Regions from separate parts of the Homo sapiens genome. Here region 1 is linked to region 2. A link is a contact called in ENCODE Hi-C data. All regions are on one chromosome and are shown on one strand. Each heading gives the region's core, a stretch centred on a gene start or an enhancer-like site at or near the end of the contact. The rest is flanking DNA. Distances are from core to core; before and after follow the strand shown.

Region 1 (6,250 bases), core at 1,433-3,932, 5.5 Mb after region 2:
TAAAGGTGATTTAAGATAAACCAAAGATGCTAGCTAATATGTCCATATAACCAAATACAAGCTAATTTGTTTTGTTTTGTTTTGTTTTTTGAGATGGAGTCTGGCTCTATCACCCAGGCTGGAGTTCAGTGGCGTGATCTCAGCTCACTGCAACCTTGACTTCCAAGGTTCAAGCGATTCTCCCACTTCAGCCTCCTGAGTAGCTGGGATTATAGGTGCACACCACCATGCCCAGCTAATTTTTGTATTTTTTCATTTTGTAGAGGTGGGGTTTGTAGAGATGTTGGCCAGGCTGGTCTCGAACTCCTGACCTCAAGTGATCCACCTGCCTTGGCCTCCCAAAGTGCTGGGATTACAGGCATGAGCCACGGTGCCCGGCCACAAGTTAATTTAAATGAGATGTTTAACTGAATTTTTAAAAGTCAGATTATAAGGCTGGTGTGATGGCTCAGGCTGCAATCCCAGCACTTTGGGAGGCCAAGGCAGGAGGATTGCTTTAGCCCAGGAGTTCAACACCAGCCTGGGCAACATAGGAAGGGCCCGTCTCTATTAAAAATAAATAAATAAATGTCGGATTATGTATTTTCTGGTATTTTTCCTTCTTTCTGAATCTTAAAATACATACAGAAAATTAGTCGGTCTCCAAAATTTTCCACAAGTGCACTAATTAGAATAAGTCCTGGAAACAGAGGATTTGTATAATAAAATTCTAATCAGGTAACATATTATGTGGTATATCTTCATTACCACTCAAGAAACTTTTATATACATAATATATTTCAAAATCAAAACTCAAACTACTTACTGGAATTGTTGAGGATGGAAACTGGCAGAGGAAATAGTCCCTGAAGTGGGATGAGCTACCTAGGATGTGAATTAAGGCAAATAAAGTAAAATATAGAAGGCCAGGCACGGTGGCTCATGCCTGTAATTCCAGCACTTTGGGAGGCTGAGGCAGGAGGATTACTTGAGCTCAGGAGTTCGAGACCAGCCTGGCCAACATGGTGAAACCCCATCTCTACTAAAAATACAAATTAGGCCGGGGGCGGTGGCTCACGTTTGTAATCCTAGCACTTTGGGAGGCCGAGGCGGATGGATCACCTGAGGTCGGGATTTCGAGACCAGCCTGACCAATATGGTGAAACCCCATCTCTACTAAAAATACAAAAATTAGCCAGGCGTGGTGGCGTTCATTTGTAATCCCAGCTACTGGAGAGGCTAAGACAGGAGAATTGCTTGAACCTGGGAGGTGGAGATTGCAGTGAGCTGAGATCAGGCCACTGCATTCCAGCCTGGGCAACAGAGAGAGACTCCATCTCAGAAAAAAAACTACCACCACTACTACTACTACTACTACTACTACTACTACTACTACTACTACTGCTACTACTACTACTACTAATAATAATAATACAAATTACACTTGGGAGGCTGAGGCAGGGGAATGGCTTGAACCTGGGAGGCGGAGGTTGCAGTGGGCCGACATTGCAGAGTGCGGCACTGCACTCCAGCCTGACCACAGAGCAAGACTCCGTCTCAAAAATAATAATAATAATAATAATAATAATAATAATAATAATAATAACAACAATAACAACAACAACATAAATTCGCCTGGCATCGTGGCGCAACCCTGTAGTCCCAACTACTTAGGAGGCTGAGGTGGAAGGATCTCTTGAGCCCAGGAGTGAGCCGAGATCGTACCACTACTGCACTCCAGCCTGGGTGACAGAGTGAGGCCCTGTTTCAAAAAAAAAAAAAAACCAAAAAAGCAAAACCCTAGAAATTCCTTTTAAAGATCTCCTTTCTATCCGGTAACTGCAGAGAGTTGACATAGAATTGCATTGTTTCTTTAGCTTAATCGGTTACTTTCGGAATGTCACTCTCATCAATTAACATGTTATCCTTTCTTTCTCTCTGTTTCTCTCTTTTGGAACGCACTGGCCATCACGGCTCACTGTAACCCTGGACTCCTGGCCTTGGCCCCCAGAAGAGCCGAGACAACAGGCAAGGCGTGTGCCGCCGCGCCAGTCCTCACCCGCTGTCCTTCCCCAAATAGTGTCTTTATATAACTCAGTGGCAATGCCGTAGTCCAGCAGGGAGGCCGCCCTGGGCAGCGCCTGCCTGGCCAGCTCCTGCCCGGGAGGGCACCGTCCTCTCCCCTCCGGAGAGGTCCCGGTCACTGCCTGCCTGGGCCGGTTCCAGGCAGCCCTGCGCGCCTGTGCACCGTGCGCCTGTGATTGGACATCTCTGGGTCTCTGGACAGCTGCCGGGGTCACGCGCCGCCGGTGAAACGACGTCTCCACAAAGAGAGGAGCAGAGGCCCCCAGGGATCCCGGAGGGCAGGGCAACGCGGCAATTGCCCCGACCCCAGGGCGGCCGCGCGTGTCCTCGGGGGACGCAGCCTCTTCCCCGCTCCCCGGCTCCTGGAAGAGACGCGACCCAGGCGGGGACGCGGCGCTGAGCGAGGAGGCGCTGGGGCTGCGAAGCGTGCGACCCCGAGGCCTCCACCCGGACCAGGGCCACCACTCAGGCGGCGGCGCCGGCGCCGGATCCAGCCCGAGCCCCGCGCAGCCCAAAGGATACGACAGCCCCGGCCGAGGGGCGGCCGAGGTGGCCCAGAACAATCTGCAGACGGGCGGCGGCGCGAAGCTGCTCCATGGCTGCGGCGCGGGGAACCCCCACCCCTCCCGGCCTCTGCCCCATTTAGCCCAGCGGGCGGCTCCGCCTCCAGGCGCCGCCCCGGACTGGACGTAAGCGGGATTCCGGGCGGTGCCAGCTCGCGGGCCGGGCTGCTGGGGAGCCCTAGTCCGCTAGAGTCCGCGCGCCGGGCAACCGCCCGGGGCTGAAGTCCTCCCCACACCATGATCCTTCCGTCCTTTATTTTCTTTCTTTTTAAAAAGAAACAAGATCTTGCTCTGTCGCCCAGGCTGGAGTGCAGTGCGCGATCATAGCTCACTGCAGCCTTGAACTCTTGGGCTAATTTTTATTTTTTGTAGAGATGGGGTCTCGCTACGTTGCCCAGGTGGGTCTCAAACTCCCCCCGCCTCCCGTCTCGACCTCCCAAAGTGCTGGGACTACAGGCGTGAGTCATTACCCCTGCCCCGCACCCTGTTTCTGTTCCATCACCAGGACCCTCCCTGCCGCACCGAAGCTCGGGGGCCCAGTGACCAGGCCGAGGTCACACAGTGACAAGTGGCTGGGCTGGGACCTCACTCACTCTCCTAACGTCATGGCTTCCATCTGTTTAACCCTACGTGACTGCTCCTTCCACTGACAGCTGAAAGAATAAAATCTCCGATTTAAACAAAAAGTTTGCCGGGCGCGGTGGCTCACGCCTGTAATCCCAGCACTTTGGGAGGCCAAGGCAGGCGGATCACGGGGTCAGGAGTTCGAGACCAGCCTGGCCAACTTGGTGAAAACCCGTCTCTACTAAAGATACAAAAATTAGCTGAGTGTTGTGGCGCACGCCTGTAATCCCAGCTACTGGGGAGGCTGAGGCAAGAGAATCACTTGCAACCGGGAGGCGGAGGATGCAGTCAGCGAGATGGCGCCACTGCATTCCAGCCTGGGTGACAGGGCAAGACTCCGTCTCTAAACAAACAAACAAACAAACAAACAGGTTTTTAGCCGGGTGCGGTGGCTCACGCCCGTAACTCCAACACTTTGGGAGGCCGAGGCAGGAGGATCGCTTGAGCTCAGGATCGCTATAGATCGAAAGCAGCCTGGGTAACATAGTGAGAACACCTGATCTACAAAAAAATTAGCCGGGCGTCGTGGCGGGCGCCTGTAGTCCCAGCTACTCAGGAGGCTGAGGCAGGAGAACGGTGTAAACCCAGGAGGCGGACCTTGCAGTGAGCGAGATGGCGCCACCGCACTCCAGCCTGGGCGACAGAGCAAGACTCCGTCTCAAAAAAAATAAAAAATAAATCAATAAATTAAATAAATAAAAATTCCAGACATTGTATGAGGAAGCATTGCAAAACTTTCTGTTCTGTTAGCTGTTGCCTGTAGCCCCCAGTCATGTTCCCCACGCTTGCTCGATCTCTCACTAAACTTTCACGTAGACCCTTAGAGTTACAAGCCCTTAAAAGGGCCAAGAATTTCTTTTTCAGGGACCTCGGTTGCAAGTCTGCCGAAGTTCCCGGCCTAATACAGCCCTTCTTTAATCCGGTGTCTGAGTTTTGTCTGCGGCTCGTCCTGCTGCAGGAGGATCACCTGAGCCCGGGAGTTTGAAGTTGCAGTGAGCCCAGATCGTGCCTCTGCACTCCAGCCTGGGCGACAGAGTGAGGCCATGTCCAAAAAACACAAAAACAAAAAACAAACAAAACTCCAAAACATCAATGAAGTTTTGAAAATAAAAATAAAAAAATAAAAATGCTAAGATGCATCCCTAAAAGTCATATGTGCCATTCAAAAGGGGTATTTCATTTAGTGGGACTCCAGCCCAAAATATTAGAAAGTTCGGTTGGTCATAAAAAAAAAAAAAGTGAATAAAATAAATGACCTCCAGAAAAGTCTGATGCACACAGGCCAGTATGGTGTAAATTTCTTAGATAACTCCAGCATCTCTTTGTAAGATTTATTTTCCATTCCATAACTACGGATATTGACATAGCATCTCATTGTTTCTTTAGTTTCATTTTTTCATTGATTTTTTGTTCTTTTTTAGCTTCGAGTTACTTCCAGAACGTCGCAGCACACGTTATCACTTCCTGCATGACGTCTTTATAGAATTTGGTGACAATGTCGCAGTCCAGGAGGGAGGCCCGCAGCCAGCATCACCAGCCCCTTCCTGTTTGCACAGGCAGGGAGGAGAACGGCAGCTCCCAGGCTTCCACTGGGGAGTCCCTCCGGCTTTCTCCGGGATTCCGCCCGCCCCAGGGTCTCAGACCAACAGAAGGACCCGGGATCCCTCAGCAGCTCCGGACCTCATCTGCCCCACTTCGGCATCCCGCGCGGGAATATGACCATGTAGGAGTAACCCGGGGCTCTCAAGGACTCTACGGTTTGTCACGGTTTGAACGCAAGCGCAGGGCCTGGGGCGGGTGCAGGTGGAGGGTCGGCCTCTTTCTGCCCTTGGGAACGCCCCTTTCTGGATGTGGACCGGCGAGGCGGTCTCTCCTTTCTGCCCTCGCCTGGTGAAATGTGGGCACTGCTGCCAGGAGAAAAAAAACTGAAGCTGTGAATTCAGTTCATCACCCTTCCCTTGTTTATTAAAAAATCGGACCTTGGCCGGGCGCGGTGGCTCACGCCTGTAATCCCAGCACTTTGGGAGGCCGAGGCAGGCAGATTAGGAGGTCAGGAGATCGAGACCATCTTGGTTAACACGGTGAAGCCCGGTCTCTACTAAAAATACAAAAAAGTTAGCAGGGTGGTGGCGGTCGCCTGTTGTCCCAGCTGCTCGGGAGGCTGAGGCAGGAGAATGGCGTGAACCCGGGAGGCGGAGCTTGCAGTGAGCCGAGGTCGTGCCACTGCACTCCAGCCTGGGTGAAAAAATAAAAAAAAAAAAAGATCAGGACCTTTACCCGCGCTGACGGTGATTGGTTTTCATGACCAATAAAGAAATTCGAATGAGATGAAGCTACTTACACCTGTGTTTTTACTGTTCCTTTAAAATGCCCTAATTTCACAACCATGTGAAAATTCCTGCCATCTCTCCCCCAAGGCATTTATACAAGGATGTACTTAGATATTTAGATGTATTTAAATTTATGCTTTTCTTTTCTTTTTTTTTTTTTTTTGAGACGGAGTCTGACTCTGTTTCCCAGGCTGGAGTGCAGGGCGTGATCTCGGCTCACTGCGACCTCTGCCTTCCGGGTTCAAGAGATTCTCCTGACTCAGCCTCCTGAGTAGCTGGGATTACAGGCGCGCCATCAAGCTCAGCTAATTTTTTGTATTTTTAGTAGAGCCAGTTTCACCATTTTGGCCAGGCTGGTCTCGAACTCATGACCTCAAGTGATCCGCCCGCCTCAACCTCCCAAAGTGCTGGGATTACAGGCGTAAACCACCGCACCCGGCCCAAACTGATGCTTTTTACCGACAGATGAAGGAAATTCTTAAATGCTCACAATTGTTATCTGCCTTTTTAAAATTAGAGGGATGCTGGGTTTAACATTTTTCATTTAAGATCCCACGGAGAATTAACATAATAATTTCTCCGTAGGTAAAGAGGTAATTTGATGAATGTTACTAGTTTTCTTTCAAATAGCTATTTGGATTATTGGAAAATTCCCTAAGTAGGCATCTT
Region 2 (5,822 bases), core at 2,126-4,625:
TAAGTATTACCCCAATACTCACTTGCTCTTACAAGGGGGAAAATAATACTTTCTAATATTATTTACAAGCTGTCACCTTTACTCAATTTAAGTACTACCAAACATTATTGGCTTCCTTATATGATGCTATATGAGATATACAAGATCACCTATAAAGAATACTATAGGCTGGGCATGGTGGCTTGAGCCTGTAATCCTAGCACTTTGGGAGGCCGAGGCAGGAGGAGTGCTTGAGTTCAGGAGTTTGAGACCAGCCTGGGCAACATGGGGAGACCCTATCTCTATACAAATAAAAAAGTTAATTAGGCATGGTGGCAATCACCTGTGGTCCCAGCTACTTGGGAGGCTGAGGCAGGAGGAGGATTGCTTGAGCTGGGAAGGTCAAGGTTGCAGTGAGCCATGATCGCGCCACTGTACACGAGCCTGGGCTACCAATTGAGACCTTGTCTCAAAAAAAAAAAAAAAAATCATATTCCTCCCTGCAAATGTTTAACCTGAAATTAATCTATCAAGATCACCTACAAAGTATTCTTTCTCCCCAAAATGTTTAATCTAACCCAATCAAAGCTTTTAGATATAATTTCCAGTTGACAGAAACTACGAGTTAGAAGGCAAAAGACAACCAGAGGAAACAAGTCAACATATATGGGATGCTACAGGACAACAGCCTGGCCTCCTCTCTTCAACAAGTCAATGTCAAGAAAAAGACGGCTGGGCGCAGTGGTTCACACCTGTAATCCCAGCACCTTGGGAGGCCGAGGCAGGTGAATTACCTGAGGTCGGGAGTTTGAGACCAGCCTGGCCAACGTGGCAAAACTTCGCCTCTACCAAAAATACAAACATTAGCCAGGTGTGGTGCCAGGCACCTGTAATCCCAGCCTGTAAAGTAGCTGGGACAGCTACTTGGGAGGCTGAGGCATGAGAATCACTTGAACCCGGGAGGCAAAGGTTGCAGTGAGCTGAGATCGCATCACTGCACTCCAGCCTGTGAGACAGGTGAGACTCTGTCTAGAAAAAAAAAAAAAAGAAAAAGGGGTGGAGGGAAAATGGGTTATATTCTAAATTCAGAATATAGAGAAAATTAAATTTGGAGAAAACTAAAAGTCCTAATAACTCAGAGCACAGAGGACTTTTTGGGCAGTTAAACTATTTTGTGAGATTTTATAATGGTGAATACGTATCATTATGCATTTGTCAAAACCCATAGGATGTACAACACCAAGAGTGAACCCTAATGTAAACTATGGATTCTGGATGATACTGATGTGTCAATGTAGTTTCATCCATGGTAACAAATATAACACCTCGTTGCAGGATGTTGATGATGAGGGAGACTGGAGAGGGGAGCGGAGGTCCTAATAACCAAACCTATAACAGTCTATTGCTTTTGATCGAATCTTGATTTCAAGGAGCAGTTGGAGGACAACTGAGGAAGTGTGAATGTGTATTAGATGATAAAGAGGAACTTCTATTAATTGTGTTATGTTGATGACATATACTATGGTTATATAGAAAAGTATCCTGAAATTTTAGAGATGCCTATTTAAGTATTTAAAGGTGAAATATCCTGATATTGGTATTTACCTTAAAATATTTTTTAAAAAGTAAATACGGCAAAATTACTTAAAGTGTTAAGTCTGGGTGTTACAGACTGCATGTCTGCGTCCCCTCAAAGTTCATATATTGAACCCTAACCCCCAAGGGAATGGAATTAAAAGGTGGGCCTTTGGAGATGACTGGATTTAGATGAGGTCACAAGGGTAGAGCCTGCATGATGAACAGGGTGGGACCGTATCTCAAAAAAAAAAAGAGGAAGAGAAGTTTCTATTAGAGCTTGCTCTATCTGCTTTGTGAGGATAGAGGCAGTTTCGCAAACCAAGAAGAGGACCCTCACTAGAATCTGACCATGCCAGCACCTTGATCTTGAACTTCCCAGCCTCCAGAACTGTGAGAAATAAATTTCTGTCATTTAAACCACCCAGTCTACTGCACTTTATATGGCAGTCCAAGCAGACTAAGACATTAGATAATGCATATACAGGTATTCCTTAATAGAACTAAAGAGAGTAACTGTATCAATATTAGTATGAGTCCTACCTAAAATACCTCTTCCTTCACTTGCAGAAACACTGGATTAGATTATTCCAATTGCCTCAGTGTTCTTCCACCCTTACCCAATCCAGTCCAATCTCCGGAGAAAAATATGATCACATCACTAGCCTGCACAGCATTCAATCAACCACCTCTTTAATGGGGAAAAGTGTAAATTCCATAGTGTAGCCATATAAGGCTTTTCGAGATCTGCCCAGACTCCTTGAGCCACTCTATATATACTTCACTCATTTAAAACTCAGCGACAATCCTACAAGTAGGTGAAATTATTATTCCCTCTTTACAGATAAGTAAAGGGGAATATAAGTAAATAACTTGCCCAAGACCACACGGTTGGTAAGTGGCCCTGCTTGACTTTAAATTTTGACAGTCTGATATATCCATAAACCAGATAAATCCATAATTTTAACCACAATATTATTCTGTGCCCGGTACAGTGTAGGTGCTCAATAAATGCTTGCTAGATGAGTAGTGTGGAAGAGCTTAGCTCTCCTTTTTCACCTGATCCCAAAAGAGGAGTGAATCCTAACCACCCTGTTTCTCTTAAGAGTCAAGTCAAGTAAGAGCTGATGACTGTTACTGGCATTGCCCGGGCGTCTAGTATTGCAGTATCCCCGCCCCTGTGAGGGGTGCAAAACCTTTTCTGATTTCATTTCTTTGGTGGTGGGGATCGGACTGGGGAGGAATGAGGGGTCGCAGAACACAGGCTGCCCGCTGGGCCCGGGGGCTGCGGGGAGGGACGGCTCTCGTGCGCTGAGTAGTTGACTCGCCCACTGCAGACCTCAGAAGCCTCACGACCCGGACCCCGGGAGCCCCAGCCCCGCGCCCTCAGCCCCGCGTCCAGGACCTGATCCTGGATTGCCAGGGGCCCTCCTGGGAAGACGGGGCCACTCCGGGCCCACTCACCTCGTCCCGGCACTGCTTCTGGCACATCTGGCAATACCAGCGTAGCTTCTGCAGCCCCTTGGACTTGATCCTGTTGGCGATAGCCTTGGGAGTAAGAAAATCCGACTTCCCCATGGCGACCACGGCAGCGATCACTTTCTGGACCCCAGTACTCAGCCAGCCGGAAACGGAACCGGGCTGGCGGCGGTGGGCGGGACAAATCCCAGCTGAGAGGCGGAAGGAGGTGGGGCCTGGGAAGACTGGGTTGCAACGGTCGCGAGACTCCCCTCGCCGTAGCGCGAAGAAACGAGACTGAAGAAGAGAGCAAGGTGGGAGGGGCGCGCTGGGGAGCTTCGGCGCATGCGCGCTGAGGCCTGCCTGACCGACCTTCAGCAGGGCTGTGGCTACCATGTTCTCTCGCGCGGGTGTCGCTGGGCTGTCGGCCTGGACCTTGCAGCCGCAATGGTATGGCAGCTTGCGGGAAGATCGGCAGGACCGCAAGGGATGGAAGAGCTTGGGCACGGGGCAGGGAGGAGGAGATGGGCGCGGGGGCAGATGTGGGGTCGCAGGGCCTAGCTGGGCCCCTGGCCCGTCGGAGGCGCCGGGTAGCGGGGGCTGCAGGAAGCGGCTCTGAGGTCGGGCAAGGTGTGCGCAGGGCCGGGCTCCGGCGGAGCAAGGTCCCGCCCGGTTCCCTGAGGTCGGAGGGCCACCTGGGACCTCGGGACTGCGGCCTGAGTCCAAATTGACGTCTGGGCGGTCTTGAGTTCCCTCAGCTAATCAGCACTTCCTGAGCTTCCACTTCCACTGCAAGCCAGGCCCCCAGTCTCAGGGCCTGCAAGGTGACGGGAGCCTGAGCAATAGCCCAGGGGAAGGTTAAGTCGTGCTTTTTGTCCTTGACGCCCTTTGAAACCCTGTAGTGCTGGACAGAGTGACCCTTTAAGATTCGATCGAGTCAGAGAGCGCGGCCGTCGAGCACCTCCCGTGTTGCAGACGCTTTGCTGGGTGCTGCAACAGCAAAGGCGAACATCCTAGATGCCTCTGAGGGTGGTTTTGGTGCAGAAGGGACCGTACAGATCTGTCTGAGGGCGGGGAAGGGAAGGACACCTAGCACTACCTTGAAACCACTTGCTGAAACCGTAACCCTGCAAGGTCATGAAATTGCCCCCAGGTCCTGGGGGAGGAGTTCGGTGGGCTTTTAAGTGGCATTTGTTAACTGACATGCAACTAAAGGGTGCCACGAGCCTCGAGAATTTTAAACATTAGTTCCGGGTAGGGGGACCTGGGCTGGGGGAAGTGCATATTAGAAGGCCCGGGAATGGGCAGGTAAAAGTTGGTTTGTGGGTGGTGCTGTTCAGTTTTGAAGCTTGACGGAATCTGGAAGAATTCCAGACACGCTGCTAAGGGGATTCTAGGCTGTGTCGTAGCAATTCCCTGCTCTTAACAGTGTGGAGGATTTCTAAGGCGCTACAGTGCTAAACTAGATTTTCGTATCCTAATTTATATGAAGGGACCATAAAGCATTAGTTGAAATAAATAGGTTTTTCATTAAGCAAATAACTGATAGTAATATACGAGATTTTCAGAATGATATCTGATGTGAATTAGCCACATAAAATTTTTGGTGGCTTGGCCTTGGAAGTCAGATTTTTTTTTCTCTAATATGGAAAAAGAACATTCATGGGAATTAAAAGGTCACTGTAGTTGAATTCTCAGTTGTATAGATTGTCCCACTTGTTAACCACTCAGCAGACATTAGCTGAGTGCTTCCACTCCACCCGGTGGTACTTGGAAAGTGCCCAAATGTGATGGTGAGCAAATAGATAAGGTCTCAGTCAGTTTCCTGGGACAGTGCCTGGCATGCAGTGGTGCTCTGCGAACATCAGCTCTCCTGGCCTTACCTTCTTGCCACGCATTAATGTTATCTGTCAGTATTTTTACAACCTTAGTTTCTAAGTTGATCTTTAAAAAAGTGGAAATAGTTTCTGAAACAAAGACAATATTTTACAAAAAATTTTAGAAATATCTTTTTTTAAAGCACCTGTAAGATAATTTGAAGCTCTTTTAGTGAAGGATTGTTTTAAATAAGAGCTCTCAGTTCAAGACAACTACTGTTAGGAGCTTAAATCGGAACCACAATCAGCATATAAAGGTCCTAATCCTGACCTTAATCCCTTTGGAATATTGGTTTTATAAATCATCAATCAACAGTGTTCCACTATGAAAGCATATTCTGTCTTCTTCTTTTCATGTATTCCTTCACTGCTGGTGCTTAATGTCTTTCCTTCCTCTTCTGCCATTTCTCTTTCCATGAATTATAATTGCCTTTTGAATTCAGAAATTAAAACCACTCCACAGAATTAATTTGGAAGGGGAAGAAAAGACCTTTGTCTTAACGAACCATGAAGAGGCATATTTCCATGCTTCTGTCTTGATTACTGGAAGTTTTTTAAAGTACAATTTGTTATTTTAGTTTTTGTTTTCAGAGAGGCTACCATGCTAACATAAAAACATTAGGCTTACTTAAATTCACAGTGGTTATTTTAATAGTTGTTAGGGTATCGGCAAAATACTCTAACGTTTTGAAAATTAAACCTTTTTTTTAAAGCAGCATATAAGAAAATGGAAATTAAAAATTTGAGAGAAAGAATCCCGGATTTTACTGTCTTCAAATTTGGGAAAAACATTTCTATTTCTTAGAGTTCAGTAGTCTCTAAAATGGAACTGTTTTTTAATAACGTGTCAGTAGTCATAAACTACAGATACCGATAAGGAGATGGCATTTCAGGAGAGAAAAGACAAATTGTCATCTGAGACCATGAGGGCAG

Evidence for each region. Hi-C counts contacts between places; a loop is a spot of excess contacts on that map. Pooled maps may share reads with other maps.
Region 1: a map of CD8-positive, alpha-beta T cell shows a loop between it and region 2 (11-fold over the local background). The contact joins the promoter of PHYH here to the promoter of ATP5F1C in region 2. A Hi-C loop is called at or near these places in 2 of 168 maps with a recorded cell type or tissue (CD8-positive, alpha-beta T cell and naive thymus-derived CD4-positive, alpha-beta T cell) and 6 of 50 pooled maps.

Annotation. Positions count from the first base shown.
Region 1 is chr10:13,297,382-13,303,631 of GRCh38, forward strand. PHYH (phytanoyl-CoA 2-hydroxylase) reads right to left here and starts at 2,683. Exons shown (of 9, transcript NM_006214.4): 1 at 2,587-2,683; 2 at 806-864. The coding sequence starts at 2,661. LOC124902377 (a long non-coding RNA gene) reads left to right here and starts at 2,808. Exons shown (of 2, transcript XR_007062056.1): 1 at 2,808-3,025; 2 at 4,673-5,587. RefSeq lists enhancers at 1,673-2,293, 2,870-3,009, 4,385-4,885, 4,742-5,031, 5,222-5,371 and a silencer at 2,270-2,689.
Region 2 is chr10:7,784,802-7,790,623 of GRCh38, forward strand. ATP5F1C (ATP synthase F1 subunit gamma) reads left to right here and starts at 3,376. Exons shown (of 10, transcript NM_001001973.3): 1 at 3,376-3,462. The coding sequence starts at 3,407. KIN (Kin17 DNA and RNA binding protein) reads right to left here and starts at 3,192. Exons shown (of 13, transcript NM_012311.4): 1 at 3,019-3,192. The coding sequence starts at 3,132. RefSeq lists enhancers at 3,145-3,464, 3,917-4,460.